2 separate regions of the Homo sapiens genome follow, and region 2 is linked to region 1. A link is a loop called in an ENCODE intact Hi-C map of the cell type or tissue named here. Cell type or tissue: Caco-2. All regions are shown on one strand. Links, peaks and the distances in the headings refer to the core of each region. The heading gives the core; the rest is flanking DNA.

The links. Hi-C counts contacts between places; a loop is a spot of excess contacts. Peaks named below come from ENCODE experiments on the same cell type or tissue, not always from the same donor. Only the 100,000 strongest peaks of a DNase experiment are listed, where the experiment ranks them.
Region 2: it touches region 1 in a loop (4-fold over the local background); 1 of 110 quality-filtered maps calls a loop at or near these places.

What each region holds. Positions count from the first base shown.
Region 1 is chr10:64,570,083-64,578,093 of GRCh38, forward strand. The region is part of intron 4 of LOC124902439 (a long non-coding RNA gene); the gene reads left to right. Among named protein-coding and RNA genes, the nearest start is that of LINC02671, 350 kb to the right of the region's middle. In Caco-2, for the core only: no CTCF peak of the experiment used is centred there; a DNase peak (open chromatin) is centred at 4,039.
Region 2 is chr10:64,864,799-64,872,809 of GRCh38, forward strand. It overlaps LOC105378336 (a long non-coding RNA gene), which reads left to right. Exons shown (of 4, transcript XR_946020.2): 2 at 2,069-2,144. Among named protein-coding and RNA genes, the nearest start is that of LINC02671, 56 kb to the right of the region's middle. In Caco-2, for the core only: no CTCF peak of the experiment used is centred there; a DNase peak (open chromatin) is centred at 2,933.

The sequences.
Region 1 (8,011 bases), core at 2,085-6,084:
AGTACACTCCTCCAAGCTCTCTGTATCTATTTTTATTCTTAATATCTAATTTTAGGTCTACTTCACAGTAGACAATTACAGATGGAAGCAATTTCTAAATTTTTAAACATGGTAAAAATTACCATTATCATTATTATTATTATTATATCTTATTATACTCTTACAGAAAGCCCTTACTGGGAGATTGCATGATTTTTCCTAACCTTTAAACCAGCAGATCTTTCATCTTCCTTTAAAAGTCAAGTCACTGAGAACAACAATCTTTATCTATAAAATGTCAATCGGATTGATAGTTGTAGCTCCAGATGCCATTCTTCAGAACTTATTGATCTCCTTGCTGTGCAGGCTGCTGAGTGAATGAGTGCTGGAGCCATGAAGTCAGGACATCTGGGTTCCCACCACAGATACTGATATGGTTTGGCTGTGTCCCCACCCAAATCTCAGCTTGAATTCCCATGTGTTGTGAAAGGGACCTGGTGGGAGATAATTGAATCATGGGGGCAGGTCTTTCCCATGCTGTTCTCATGATAGTGAATACGTCTTCTAAGATCTAATGGTTTTAAAAAGAGGAGTTCTCCTGCGCGAGTCTTTTTGCCTGCTGCCATCCATTTAAGATGTGACTTGTTCCTTCTTGCCTTCCGTGTGATTGTGAAGCTTCCCCAGCCACATGGAACTGTAAGTCCAATTAAACCCCTTTTGTTTTGTAAGTTGCCCAGTCTCGAGTATGTCTTTATCAGCAGCGTGAAAACAGGCTAATATAGATACTATGTGAGGTCTAGAATAACAGTTGCACCTGATTAAATTTCTGATTATTCACCCTGAGTCTCCAAGATATGTTCCCCTTCCACACTGACCAAAGTGGAAAGTTAAAAAAGGACATAATAACATAATCTCATATTTTTAAAGCAAAATGGTGATAGTAATCTGTGTTCTTCATAATTGTGGTATTGCTTTAGTGTTATTTTTGATAGGAAACAAAGAAAAATCCAAGGACTTCAACTTGGATATTTGTGCTGCAATAGCCTGTTGAGGTAATGCCAACTGCTATTATAGATACATGTGAAAAATCTTACAACTTTACACCGTAAGTTTTCATTTCTCACTCATGGCACACTCTAGTATGGGTATTAGTAATCACATGGCTTTTTCTAAGAAACTCTAGGACCTGGGCTTTTTCCTCTGTGTGACCTCACTTCCTGTTAGTCTCTCAATTCAGTAGGCATTTGGGGAAAGAGAGTAGAAGACTGTGTCAGAGGATTTTATGACTCAGGACTTGAAATAGAATATTCATATTTTCTTGGCCAAAACTCAGTCACATGATCAAAATTATCTGTAAGAGAAACACAATCCAGCTCTGTACTCAGGGATTAAAGTGAAATTCAAACTAGAAAAATTACCTATGATAGATTTGGTGCACAGAAATCTTAAATTTCAACTGGCATCAATGTTAGCACAGAAATATTTCAAAAGTTCCTGAAATATCTGGGTTGGGACCTTTCTCTTCCCAAGTAAAAATGAGTCTTGCTATATAGCTATAGGTCCTTTTGAGAAATACAGAACAGAGATTCATCAAATGTCTGCATTTTTAGTATGTCGTAGCAATTCCTGCATTCCTCCTCAACTTACCTGTCATTTAATGAGCCCTTGGTCTATAAGCTGACTTAGGTCAAAGACTTTGATGAAGGTCTATTGTGGTGCAACCTGCTGCCCAGATCTGGGTGTATGAGAATATAACCATTTCAGTCCTACTGACCCATTGTCAATCCACTATAGCTGAAGATCCCTGTGAGGGACAGCATTCCATGCTGGTCTTGTTGCTTATTACAGTAGTTATGCCCATTTTATTTCTGGTGATCAAGTGAATCTTTTTTATCTCCAACACTTTTGGGTCCTTCTCACTGAAATTAAGAAAATATTTCAAAATCAGCATTTCCCTCTGTAATTTCTGAACCACAATTGGCCATCACCTAAGTACTTTATAATTTCTTTTTTCTTTTTTTTTTTTTTGAGACGGAGTTTCACTCTTGTTGCCCAGGTTGGAGTGCAATGGCATGATCTCAGCTCATTGCAACCTCTGCCTCCTGGGTTCAAGCAAGTCTCCTGCCTCAGCCTCCTGAGTAGCTGGGATTAGAGGCATGTGCCACCACGACGGGCTAATTTTGTATTTTTAGTAGAGAGGGAGTTTCTCCATGTTAGTCAGGCTGGTCTCGAACTCCAGACCTCAGGTGATCTGCCCATCTTGGCCTCTCAAAGTGCTGGGATTACAGGCGTGAGCCACCGAGCCCGGCCAGTACTTTATAATTTCTAAAGTACTAATGAGGATCTGATGTAGAACAATGTGATTGTAGTTAGAAATATTGCATTGTATACTTGAAATTTGCTAAGATGATAGATATTAAGTGTTCTCACCGCAAAAAGAAAAGAAAATGGTAACTATGTAAGGTGGTGGATATCTTAATTAGCTTGATTGCAGTGAATATTATACAATGCATAGATATCAAATTGTACACCATAAATACATATAAATTTTAATTGCCAACTATCCTTCTATAAAACTCAAATAATTTTTTTAATAAAAAAGTACTGAAAATGGTTTTCTTTCGGGGGGAATGATTGAATATGTATGTGATGGGTATTTCTTTTTTTATTTGAAAGTCATATATTTGACAAGGGACTTTATCCAGAATATAAAAAGGACACTAACAACACAATAGTAAAAGGAGAAATAACCCAATTAAAAATCAGACAGAGATTTGAATAGACATTTCTTAAAAAAGGACAATAAATGACTAATAAGCTCATGAAAACATGTTCAACATCTTTAGTCATTAGGGAACTAGAAATCAAAGCCACATTTAGGCAATATGGATAGTCCCCAAATTATGGTATTTCTTTCATTTCATAATTTTTCAATCTTACTATGAGTGTATTGGGACAAAACACTATTGCTAGTCAAGAAGTTTCTTACAATTTACTATGAGGTTACAGTTTCTACTGAATATGTATGGAATTTGCACCTTCATAAAGTCAAGAAATGTTGAACCATTTTAAGTTGGGGACTATGTGTGCTGCCAGCATTAAATGCATTTAACAATATTTTCTTCTTATGATGGATTTGTGGTGAGGTAACCCCATTGCAAGTTGAGAAGTGTCTGTATTTCACACTCACTAGAATGACTGTAATATAAAAGAGCATGACAAGTGTTGGTGAGGACATGGAAACATTGGAACATTCTTACATTGCTAGCGGGAGTGTGAAATGGTGCAACCACATTGGAAAACAGTTTGTCAGTTTCTCAAAAAGCCAAACATAAAGTTGTCATATGACCCAGCAATTCCATTCCTAGGTATCCTCCCAAAATAAATAACATATATTCACACAAACGTATTTTCATTTGTGTGAATGTTGGTAGCAACAGTATTCATAGTAATCAAAAGGTGAAAAGAACCCAAACGAACATCAGCTGATGATGGAATAAGCAAAATGCAGTATGTCTGTACAATGGAGTAATATTTGGCCACCAAAATGAGCAAAGCACTGAAATATGCTACAACACAGGACCTTGAAAACGAAGCTAAGTAAAAGAAGCCAGTCATAAAGGACCACATGTTACACAATTCCATTTCTTGGCAATGTCCAGCATAGGTAAATCTCTAGAGATAGAATGTAGATTAGTGATTGCCTAGGCCTGGAGGAAGTGGCTGTTAATAGGTACAAGGTTCCTTTTTGGGATGATAAAAATGTTCTAAAATTAGAATACAGTGATGTTTGCACAACTTTGTAAATATACTTAACTATTACATTGTACACTTTAAACAAGTGAACTTAGTGATATATAAACTACACCACTACAAAGTTGTTAAAGCACATTATTTGTCTTGATTACTGAGTGTTTTTGTGCCCAAAACCCCCCTTCTCCCACCTTAAATTTTGTCCTTGGGGAAAGTGCTTCACTTGCTTCATGTCCTTGGTTCAGGCCTGGGGAGTTAGGCTCCATTGTGTTTACTGCAGGGAACCTTTGAAAGGTTTTCAGCAGGGTATGATCAGGTTTGCCTTTGAGACATCTGGCTTGGGCTGCAGTATAGAGGATAGTCAGAGATGGGCAGTGACTGAGGCAGGAATGCTGCTGAGAGGTCATTCTGAGAGCTTCTCTCATAATGAACATGGCATGAAGGTGGCTGGATAGAAGGAGAAATGGACAGAGCTTACACTGGGAGGGAAAAGTCTGGGGCACTTCTTAGGCTTCTGGGCTGGGTGACTTGGTGAATCTCAGTACAACTGACAAGGGCACAAGAGACGATGATTACAGTTTTGAACCTGGTTGAGACTTAGCTGCTTGTGGGGCACACAGAAGATTATAAGCCACCATTTCTTTAGTAATTGTCACCCCCTGCTTAAACATTGTATGGCAATCTTCCGATCTTAAAATAAACTCCAGTCTCCCTGCTTTGGCCTGCCAGATCCTGTGCTGGAGCTCTGCCAACCTCTCCAGCTCCATCTCATCCTGTCTCTCTCTCTCTCTTTCTCCATCAACTCAGCCACTCAGGCTCCCTTTTTGGAACCATGCCAAGGAATGTATCTCTGGACCTCAGTACAAGCTCTTTCTTCTACCTGGCATCTTCTCTCAGCTCTTTTAAGGCTGGCTCCTATTGTTTTTAGCATCTCATTAGACTGTTGTATTTTAGTGAGGCCCCTAAAAAGGTCATCTGTACTTACTATTGATGTCATAACTCTGTGCGTTAGTTTTCTATTGCTGCTATGACAAATTACTACAAACTTGGTGGCTGAAAACAATACGAATTTAGTCAGGTGCAGTGGCTCATGCCTGTCATCCCAGTGATTTGGCAGGCTGAGGCAGGAGGATCATTTGAGCCTAGGAGTTTGAGACTAGCCTGGGTGGCAGAGTAAAACCCTTGTCTCCAAAAAAATAAAAAACTTAGCCTGGGATGCTGAGGCAGAGGGATCACTTGGGCTCAGGAGTTCGAGGCTGCAGTGAGCTATGATTGCCTCACTGTACTCCTGCCTGGGCGACAGAGAGAGACATGCTGGGTATTTCTGAGGTGGTGAAACATTCTGTTTCTTGTTCTGGGTGGTGATTACATCACTATATTCTGTTTGGGTTCACCTAGTCTTCATTGTCTCCACCAATTTCTAATGCCTTTATAAGTAATCACTTTGAAATGAGTTCAGCAAATTTTTTTTAGCTGTCCAGTGGAGCATTGACCTGTTGTGACCTAGAAAAAGAAAGAGAAGCCCATTCCAATCATTTTTGGTGTATGTGTAGGTATATATATTTTTTCTTTTCTTTTTTGTTTAGGATTCTTGGTTGAAAATAGAAGAAATAGACTTTGGATAAATTAAGTGTAAAGGAAATGCGTTGGAAGTGTGATAACTCACAGCATCAGGTGAATGGCTGAAATTGGGTTTGGGCAGTAAACTTGGCAGGTAAGGTATTGCCAACACTCCCACAGGATCATTCTTCTTAGCAGGGTGCTACCACCAGATGGACACTTGCCACTGTCTCCTCTGGCATAGCCATCTCTGGACCCCTTACCCCCACATAGTGGGGGACTCTGCTGTGTTTAGGCTGTAAGCCTCAGGCCAGTGGAACTTTCATTTCTTTTCTGCTCTCATGAGCAAAATTCTAATTGGATCTCTAATGATGCGTCCCCTCCTCAAGGGATGGATGCCTTGTTGGGAGCCTCTGGTCTGCTGTGTCCCACATTCTACATGCCAGAGTGGAGAAAGGCCTTAACTATTCAACATGTATAAGTGCTGATGTCATTTCTATTAGGTTCCTGTCTGTTTATTTCATGTCACTGTCACACAATGTTTTTGAGTATCGTTCCCCTGACTAAATTTTTCCTGTATCTATATAGATTTTATTATACAATTTTGTATCACACTGTGCTTTTTAGGAATGTTTATTTCACATTACAGTACCATTGGTCACATTATAATTATTCTGTCCCCTGTGTTCTCAGAGTCCTCACACATAGCATTGATTAAGTTCTCAAAAAGCAGAAATTGAGATATAGTTGGGGTGCAACGTGTTTTTAGGGACCAACCCTTTGGAAAAGAAGGAGGAGGAAGCAGAAATGGGCCAAGGAGGAAGCGAAACTGTAGTGCAAGTTCAACGAAGCTTTAGAAGGGAAGCTGGGAAAGTATTGCTTATTAGTGTGTCCCCAGGAGCTGAAATGGCCAGGTCTTTATAGCCCTGCTTTACTCAGTCAAAAGATCTGGTTGTGGTGGTGGTGGCAGCAGTGGCCCATCTGGAGTGGCCCCTGCTAAGACGCCAGCTGCAGCCAGGAGGTGCAGCCGGGGCTGCAAGCTCCACAGAGCCAGTGGAAGTTGGGAATAGGCGGGAGCCTTACCCTGTTCCGAGTTGGTGGGGGGTGGGGAGGAGGGAGCCACACCCTCCCTGGTGCAGCTGCAGCTGCCCAGCTGTGGCTGTGGACCCAGACATCTCTGAACTCTTGGGGTCCCCGGGAAGTCCCCTGCCCCAACAAGTCTCAGAAGAAGTGGTTTCTTCCGTTGCCTGGCCTTTCCCTGCTCCCAGCACCCACTCTGATTTCGGAGCAAAGTTGAGGCCGAGTCCGGGTGTTGTCACAACCTGACCAGGTGTGTGTGCACTCGGGATGGCGCCCATATGCCACCCCCTGCTGTCTCGGTCTCCTCCAGACATTGGGCACTGACGAGCACGGGAGGGAGGCTCAAGGGGTGCTAAGGCTGGCTCTGCATGGGCCTGTAGGCACCCCTCTGCAGAAACAGCTTGGGCACTATGGACAATATGACTGATGGTGGCAGGAGGCATACAGGCTCCTGGGTGGAAAGAGGTGGGTTCCCAGTGAAGCCCCACCTTCAAGCCAGAGATGGCCTGAAGCCTGGAGGCCAGGCTGTCAGTTCCAGGTGGAGTCCCTGCCCAGAATAAGAACTTAAGGTGCCTTTTCTGGGCCGGCCCATGACTGCCCATGGACCATCAGCATGCACTTCCTCCCTTCCGAAGCCCATAACAATTCCTGACTCAGCCAGATTCACAGAGACATTGGGACTACCAGCTGTGGGAAGGACCTACCCAGTCCAGGTCTCCTCTCCACTGAGAGCTGAACACTTGTTGGGAATACCTGCCTGCAGAAAGGAGCTCCCCATTCCGGGTCTCCTGAGAGCTGTTCTGCTGCTCAGTGAAGGTCTTCTCCATCTTGCTCACCCTCCAGACGTCCATGTACCTCAGCCTTTCAGGACACAAGACTGGGAAGACTTGGGACCCACAGAATAGTGGGACTGAAAGAGCTGTAACACAAACGAGGCTGAAACACACCCCCCCCAACCAATTCACCACATTGCAGGTGAAGAGGAGAGAAGAGCTGTGGCCTTTTGGGGAGTCCAGACCTAGGGGCTCCCCAAGCCAGGGCTGTGACACCCTCTTTGGGGCTCTGTGGTTTCTGGCATCTCCAAGCTTCTGGGTGTCACCATGTTCACCTCATCCAGAGGCAGGTGCTTACAGTAGGAACCGCATGCAGTACATCTGGTCCAGGAGGAGCCTCACACAGAGCTGGCAGCTGCATTGGCACCTGGAGCTGCTCGGGCCACCATAGCAGCTGGCATGTCTGGCTGTGTGCAGTGGCCTGACCCCATGCTTGCTCACCCACACACCCCTTGCAGCTCCACACCTGGCTTGCCCTTGGCAGGTATGGGATCCAGACCAGTAGCATAAGCTGAGCACAACCTGCCAAGCAATACTCAGGCAGAAGGCATCACCAGCCACAGAGATTTATGCCTGGCAAAGTGACACCCCAAGGATCCTGTGACATTGGGAAGGGCGTGGGCTTGGGCAAGGTGGCTGTCTGCAGTTGAGGCACATCCCAAAGGAGTTGACAATGGGGCTGCCTGACAACCACAGTCCCTACAGTTGAGCGCTAAGGCCTTTCTTGAAGAGGAATATTGCTGAAATATATCATGATACAGACATTTATCTCTTCATCTCATTGTATCTTTTACATTGCTTTAAAA
Region 2 (8,011 bases), core at 1,372-5,371, 290 kb after region 1:
ATTTTATTTGTGTGTTTCTATAACTTTTTTATTGTTTTTGTAATATCTACAGAATCTATTGTAACACCTCTGTTTATCCCTGATATTGACTTTCATCATTTACAATTTTTCTCACATTTGACTTCTCTGTCTCATCAGAAACATCCCAACTCAACTGGATTTTCAAAAATATTTTGTCTTTTTTATTCTCTTTATTGTTGCTTATATTTTAGTTTTATGATCTCCTAGTCTGTATCACCTTTTTCTTGTATTTTCTTTGGAATTTAGTTAGTGTTCTTTTATAAACTTTTAATATGGATAAGATTTTTTTATATAATCTTTTTTCTTATATATGAATTCTAGGCTATATTGTTTCCTCTGGCACAACTACAGCTGATTCCCACACATTTTTTTAAGTTTTAAGAGATTATATTAAGAAATGTTTCACATATATACATAGTAGAGAAAATAGCAAAATTATACCCTCCTGTCATGTACATAAATTCCAGTATAAATTACTATCAATTCATGGTCAATCTTGTTTGATATTGTGAAACCCAACTATGTGAGACAGGTCTTAGTCAATTTAGGAAGTTTGTTTTGCCAAAGTTAAGGACGTGCGCCCATGACAGCCCCAGGAGGTCCTGATGATATGTGCCGGAGGTGGTCGGGGCACAGCTTGGTTTTATTCATTTTAGGGAGACATGAGCTATCACTCAGTATATGTAAGTTGTATATTGGTTCTGTCCAGAAAGGTGGGACAACGTGATGTGTTAAGGGGACTTCCAGGTCATAGGTAGATAGTAGAAAAAATGGTTGCATTCTTTTGAGTTTCTGATTAGCCTTTCCAAAGGAAGCAATCAGATATGCATTTTTCTCAGTGAGCAGATGGATGACTCTGAATAGAAAGGGAGGCAGGTTTGCTCTAAGCAGTTCCCAGCTTGACTTTTTCCTTTAGATTAGTGATTTTCAGACCCCAAGATTTTCCTTCACAATATCTACCCCACACTTTGTCATCCTTTCCTTAACATTTTAAGGAGATTTACATATATATCACATGATTTCATCCGTAAACATTATGGTATTTATCACTAAAAGACAGGATACTTAAAACAAAATAACAATACATTATTACCATCTAACATTTTTAATAACAACTTCTCAATATGCTACAATAGCCAGTCTATCTTTGAACTTTCCTGTTTTTCATCTTTCTTTTTACAGTCAGTTTTATTAAGTCAAAATTTAAACAAAAGGTCCACACATTGAATTGGGTTGTTATGTACTTTAAATGTTTTTTAAACTATAGCTTTTACTTGTCAGCTTTTTTCCCCTTATATTTGTTGAAGATATGATGTTATTTATTCCACAGATATTTCTAAATATGAGAATGTGTTCACTATATCTTGTGCTGCCTTTGATATATTTCTAGTTGGCCTGAATTTCTCATAAATGATAGTTAAATCTAGAGACTTGACCAGATGAAAGATTTGAATTTCTGGAAAGAATACTTCATAGATGACGTTGAGTACTTTTTTACCAGCATATCTTTCTGATTGTCTCTTTATTTAAGATATTGAAAGTGATCAGCTGATACAGTTGTTACCTGTCTGATTTATCTATTATACATTTTTCTATCACTATTTCACTTACAGTTTTAGAAGCCATTTATGGTTATTGACTATATCCATTATTTTAGTAGACTTTATATGTTTTTATAATAATACAATTTTTATTCTTTGTTTATTAAGCTAAAAAATTCTATTACAATATTTCCCTCAAGGAGTCTTGATTATTCTGATGTGAAATTCTTCCAGGAAAGGGTGCAAAAATTTTTAATTTCTTTTAATGAATAATTTCTAATTCATAATTTGACACATCGTCTTCCAAAGTTAACCATATAACCATTTGTTCATTTCTCTTAGACACTAATGGATTTTTTAAAGTATTCAGTATGTTTCAAACCATTGAAACCTTTATTCTTTTTGATACAAAAATTGTCTCAACTTCTGAGGGATAAATTTTAAAATGGTTCCTGTGGTTTTACTGTGATTTTGAAAAATTTCTTAATTTTCTCTTTTCACAACAGGTTTTAGGCTCATCTTGTTCATATCCTGCCTCAGATGCGGAATCAGCCAACTCCCTGAGCACCCCTACTTCATTTAGTGAGTAACACAGATTTTGATATGAGGTATTTTTTTCATGTATTATAGCCATTTTTTATCCTAGCAATGTTTTCTTTGAATTATGGCATCTTTAAAAGTGAAATTTTAAATTTCTGTATGTCTGAGGATATTCCAATTTTCTTTTTATTATATTTTTCTAACCTAATTTTATTGTAATTAAGAAGTATGCTCTATATGAGGATTTAGTTAACTATGTTAACTATGGCCTGCTGAGCAAGTCCAGCCCTCTTTTAATAAGGCATTACTGGTGCAGAGCCAGGCTCATTATTATTTTTTTTATATTGTCTATGTCTGTGTTCACACTACAATGGCAGAGACTGTTGCAGTCTTGCCAGTGCACCACAATGTTTCAATTTTGTTGTTTGACGTAGGACATAGAGTTCTTTGTCTCATGACCAGGAGAATTAAGGACCATAAACACAAAGGTGAGGTTGGAGCAAAAGTTTAATAAGGGAAAGGAGAAAGCTTTCCACATTGAAGAGGGGTTGCCATTCTATGGTTGAATACAAAGCCTTTTATAAACAGGTTAGTAGGGAGGGAAGTTTCATTTTCAAAAGGCATGAAAAACTGGTTAAGAAGTGTTTCGTTTGCATAAGGTGTGAATTCCTGACAGCTCCACCTTGTCCTTTTAGTGCACATGTGGAGATTCTTAGCCTAGTCACTCCATATTGTTTAATTTTCCTCACTGTGCACGTGCTGGGGGCAGAATTCTCTATTGTGGACATGTCTGGTTCTGTGTAACTTCTTTTATCTGTGCAGCACAGGCACGTTTCAAGTAAGCCCCTCCCCATGCAAACTCCCTTATCTGAGTATGTCCAAGAAAGGAAAGGATGTATTCACTGAAGCCTACCATGTATATGTAACCATTGTTAGTTATACAGAAGGCATTTTTATGTTGGACTTTGCCCCCTTATCTGTGCTTGCACCTTGATCTTTCAAGCTGTTCCTTTGTTAGAAAAAGAAATTCTACCGAGGACTTGTCCCAGCTATCTGCCTAACTGGTTCCTTTCTCTCTCTTCTCTCAAGACCATGTCACCCACAGAACCTAGCATATTTACCCACAGTCTGTTTACATAAAATATTTGTTGACCTTTGCTTTATAAGGATCCTGATCACTGAAATAACATAAGACTTGCTTTGTGGTCCAATATAGATCCATTTTGAAAAAATATTTTACATGTCCTTGAAAAGAACAGGTATCCTGAAGTTGTGGGGTACAACTTTTATATGCTTACTAATGTTGAGTCTGTTTGTTTTATCAAAAACTGAGAAATGTATTTAAATATCCCACTATGATTTATTTATAATTCTTATTTATCTATTTCTCCTTACTGTTCTGATTTAATACGTTTTATTATCCCTTATTTTGTAATGGTTGAGAGACGATTCATTCATTTTTTATTCAATTAGTTACTGTCAGAGATATTACAAGCTGGATCCTTGACTTTTAAAAGTCTAATGTTAATTAGCATCTTTACCCTACTAGGAAAATGAAAAGACCTTATGCTCTTAGACTGTACTTCTTCTTCTCCTTGCATGAATATGCTGTTTTTTCATGTATTTATATGTCCACATCCATTTTAACAGTCAATTTTAATTCAACTTGACTTCCCATTCTTTATTCCTTGTCACATTTCTGTGCTTCTGACAGAAGTCATTTCCTGAAATTAACTTCCTGCCTAAAGTTAACTAGCTTTTATTCTCTTTAATGCAAATCTGCTGATTGTGAAGACTATCAATTTAAAAAAAATCAATCTAACAATTTTGTTTGTTTGTTTGTTTTGAGAAAGAGTCTTGTTCTGTCACCCAGGCTGGAGTGCAGTGGTGTAATCTTGGCTCACCGCAAATTCCACCTCCCAGGTTCAAGCGATTCTCCTGCCTCAGCTTCCCGAGTAGCTGAGATTACAAGTGCCTGCCACCATGCCCAGCTAATTTTTGTATTTTTAGCACAGGCAGGGTTTCATCATGTTGGCCAGGCTGGTCTTGAACTCCTGACCTCAGGTGATCCACCCTCCTCGGTCTCCCAAAGTGCTGGGATTGCACGCGTGAGCCACTGTGCCCAGCACTAACAGTATATTTTACTCTCCTAATTGAAGGGTATTTTTCCCAGGTATAGAATTCTAATATGGATATTATTGTCCTTTAGTAGATTAAACACATCCTTCTACTGTATTCTGGCTTTCTTGCTTTTATGAGGTGAACTGTCAGTCTAATTGTTGCTTATTTGATGGCAATTTTCCCTCATCTTCTACATACATCATATATGCTTTTAGAATTGTGTGTGTGTATGTGCGTGCATGTGTGTGTAGTTTTATGCAGTTAAACTGTATTGTTTCTTTATGTAATTTTTTTTATTCCTTCTTGAAAGTCTTTTGGGCTTTGGAAGTTTAGCCGTCTCTCAGCTATGTCTTTTCTGAAATGTATGCCGGGCATTCTTACCCCATCCTCTATATCCTTCACTTTCTTTCATAGTTTTTATCGTTTTCCTTTCTTTGCTTCTTTATAAATAATTTATTTGAACCATGTTTTCTAAACTAATTCTGTCTTTAGTTACATTGATTCTGCTGTTAAGTGTATATAATACTAGGCTCTTAATTATTTACTTTACTTTTTATTTCAATACATTCCAGTTGTATTTTTTGAAAAATATTCTATTTAGTTCTTTTATACCTTTAGTTCTTTGCCGAAATGTTTAAGTTTTGTTTTACTTCCATAAGAAGAGCAACTATAATTGTTTTAAAACCTCTGTCTGTTAACTCCACAACCCGAAATATCTGTGGGTCTTTCTCTACAGCCATGCTTTGTGCTGGTTTCCACTTATGTTATCTTTTTATCTTGCATAAATGGTTATCTGTGACTTTTTTCTGTACTTGTGTTTGGAAACTTATTCAAAGAAATTGTGTGTGACCTATGGTCTTATTTTCCTTCAGAGAGAACATCACTTTACTTTGATCACTTTGAGCACTAGTAGTAATCTAGGGTGACCTTAATCCATTTTCAAATTTTGAGATTTTCTGACATAACCTGATGACTAGAAGCTGGATGTACTTTATGCTTTACTTAGTTTACTTTTACTGAAAGGGTACAGATATTTTCATTTCTTCTATCTATAATTTCTCTTTGGTTTTCTAGGCCACACTTCTGGCACCCCTGGCTGGTATTCAGCTCTGACTTTTAGTCTTCCTAGCTCTGCAAAGTTGACAAAGCACTGCTCAGCCTCCCATATGTATCTATAAAGATCTCCTGAGAAAAGTGATATTAATACAAACCTGATTTATTTGGATTTCTGTTTTCTCAGATAAATGCCATCTAGAGCAACATAAAACCATATTTTGCACTATATCTATCTATATATATATCTCGAATGGAAGTATCTGTAGGTATATAGAAATATATTTATCTATATTTCTATTTAACTATCACCCATCTATCTATCATCTATGGAAAATGCTTAATATAACTTCTATCATACATAAAGAAACAAATAGTGCCCATAATAATTCTTTTTCCATAAGGAGAATGCAGATATCATAGAGGATGCGCCAATATGTTTTTCTAAAAAACCTTGGTCTGTAAAGTTGAAATGAATTTTTTCTTTTGTTTGCTTATTTATCTGTTTATTTTAATTATAAATAATATTTGTGTTTGAAATAAAGGCTTTTTTGACTAAATAGCATATGATGCAAAGATAAGATAAAGGCCAAGTAAACAAAAATCATATCAAGTATCTTATTGGATCACAGGAATAAAACTAAAAAATATCAACAGGCACTCTGAAAGCTATACAAGCACACAGAAATTAAACAACTTGCTTCTGAATGATCTTTGGGAAAATGATAAAATTCAGGCAGAAATCAAATCATTTTTTGAAACAAATGAAAATAGCTGCACAACATACCAAAACCTATTCGTTACAGCAAAAGCAGTGCTAAGAGGAAAGTTTATAGCATCAAATCCCTACATAAAAAAGACATAAAAATCACAAAAAATAAAATACCTATGAATACATTTAATGAAAGACATGAAAGATCTCTTCAAGCAGAACAACAAAACACTGGTGAAAGAAATCATAGATGACACAAACTAATTTAAAAAATCCTACGCTTGTGTATTGGAATAGACACCATTAAAATGACCATGTTGCTCAAAGAAATGTACAGATTTGATGCACTTTTTATCAAATTATCATTGCCATTTATCACAGAATTAGAAAAAAAAACTAAATTTCACATGGAACTGAAAAAGAGCTCAAATAGCTAACGAAATCTTAAGCAAAAAGAAAAAATCTAGAGGCATCACATTATCTGACTTTCAATTATACTACAACTCTATAGTAACAAAAACAACATGATACTAGTACAAAAATAGGCACATAGATCAATGGAACACTGTGACAATAAAGCCACATACCTACAGAAATAAAGCCACATATCTACAACCAACTAATCTTTGACACAGTCAACAAAAATATACAATGGAGAAAGGACACCCTATTCAGTAAATGCTGCTGACAAAATTGGCTAGCCGTATGCAGAAGAATGAAACCGGACCCCTATCTCTCACCATATAGAGCAATTAAGGTGGATTAAAGACTTAACTGTAAGACCTGAAAAAATAAAAAACCTACAGGAAAACCTAGGAAAAACTCTTCTGAACATTGGCATAGGCCAAGAATTTATGACTAAGGTCTCAAAAGCAAATGCAACAAAACCAAAAATACACAAATGAGACTTAATTAAACCAAAAAGCTTCTGTACAGCTAAAGAAATAATCAGCAGAGTAAATCCACAACCTACAAATTGGGAGAAAATATTTTCAAACTATGAATCCAACAAAGGACTAATATCCAAAACCTACAAGAAAATCAAGCAACTCATTAAGAAAAACCCTGATAACCCCATTAAAAAGTGGGAAGAAGGCCGAGCTTGGTGGCTTACGCCTGTAATCCGAGCACTTTGGGAGGCCGAGGTGGGCAGATGACTTGAGGTCAGGAGTTCAAGACCAGCTTGGCCAACATGGTGAAACCCCATCTCAAGTAAAAACACAAAAATTAGCCAGGCATGGTGGTGGGCACCTGTAATCCCAGCTACTCGGGAGGTAGAGGCAGGAGAATCACTTGAACCCAGGAGGTGGAGGTTGGAGTGAGCCAAGATCATGCCACTGCACTCTAGCCTGGGCAACAGAGGAAGACTCCACCTCAAAAAAAAAAAGTGGGAAGAGGATATGTATGAGCAGACATTTCCCAAAAGAATGCATACAAGTGCTAACAAACGTAGGAAAAAATGTTCAAAGTCATTAATCATCAGAGAAATTAAAATTAAAACCACATTTAGATACCATCTCACACCAGTCAGGATGGCTACTATAAAAATAGTCAAAAAACAAAAAACAAACAGATATTGGCAAGGAAGTGAAGGAAAGGGAATGCTTATACACTGTTGGTGGGAATGTAAATTAGTATATCCTCTGTGGAAAACAGTGTGACTTCTTAAAGCACTAAAAATAAAATTATCTTTCCATACAGAAATCCCACTACTGGATGTCTATCTAAAGGAAAAGAAATCATTATATTAAAAAGATACCTGCACTTATATGTTTATTTCAGCACTCTTAACAATAGCAAAGTTAGAGAATGAACCTAACTGTCTATCAGTGGATGACTGGATAAAGAAAATGTAGTATATATATATACCATGGAATACTACACAACCTAAAAAAGAATGAAATCATGCTTTTTCAGTAACATGGATGGAAATGAAGGACATTATTTTATGTAAAATAACTCGGAAAATTGACTGCTGGATGTTCTCACTCCCAAGTGGGAGCTAAGCAGTGGGTACACATGA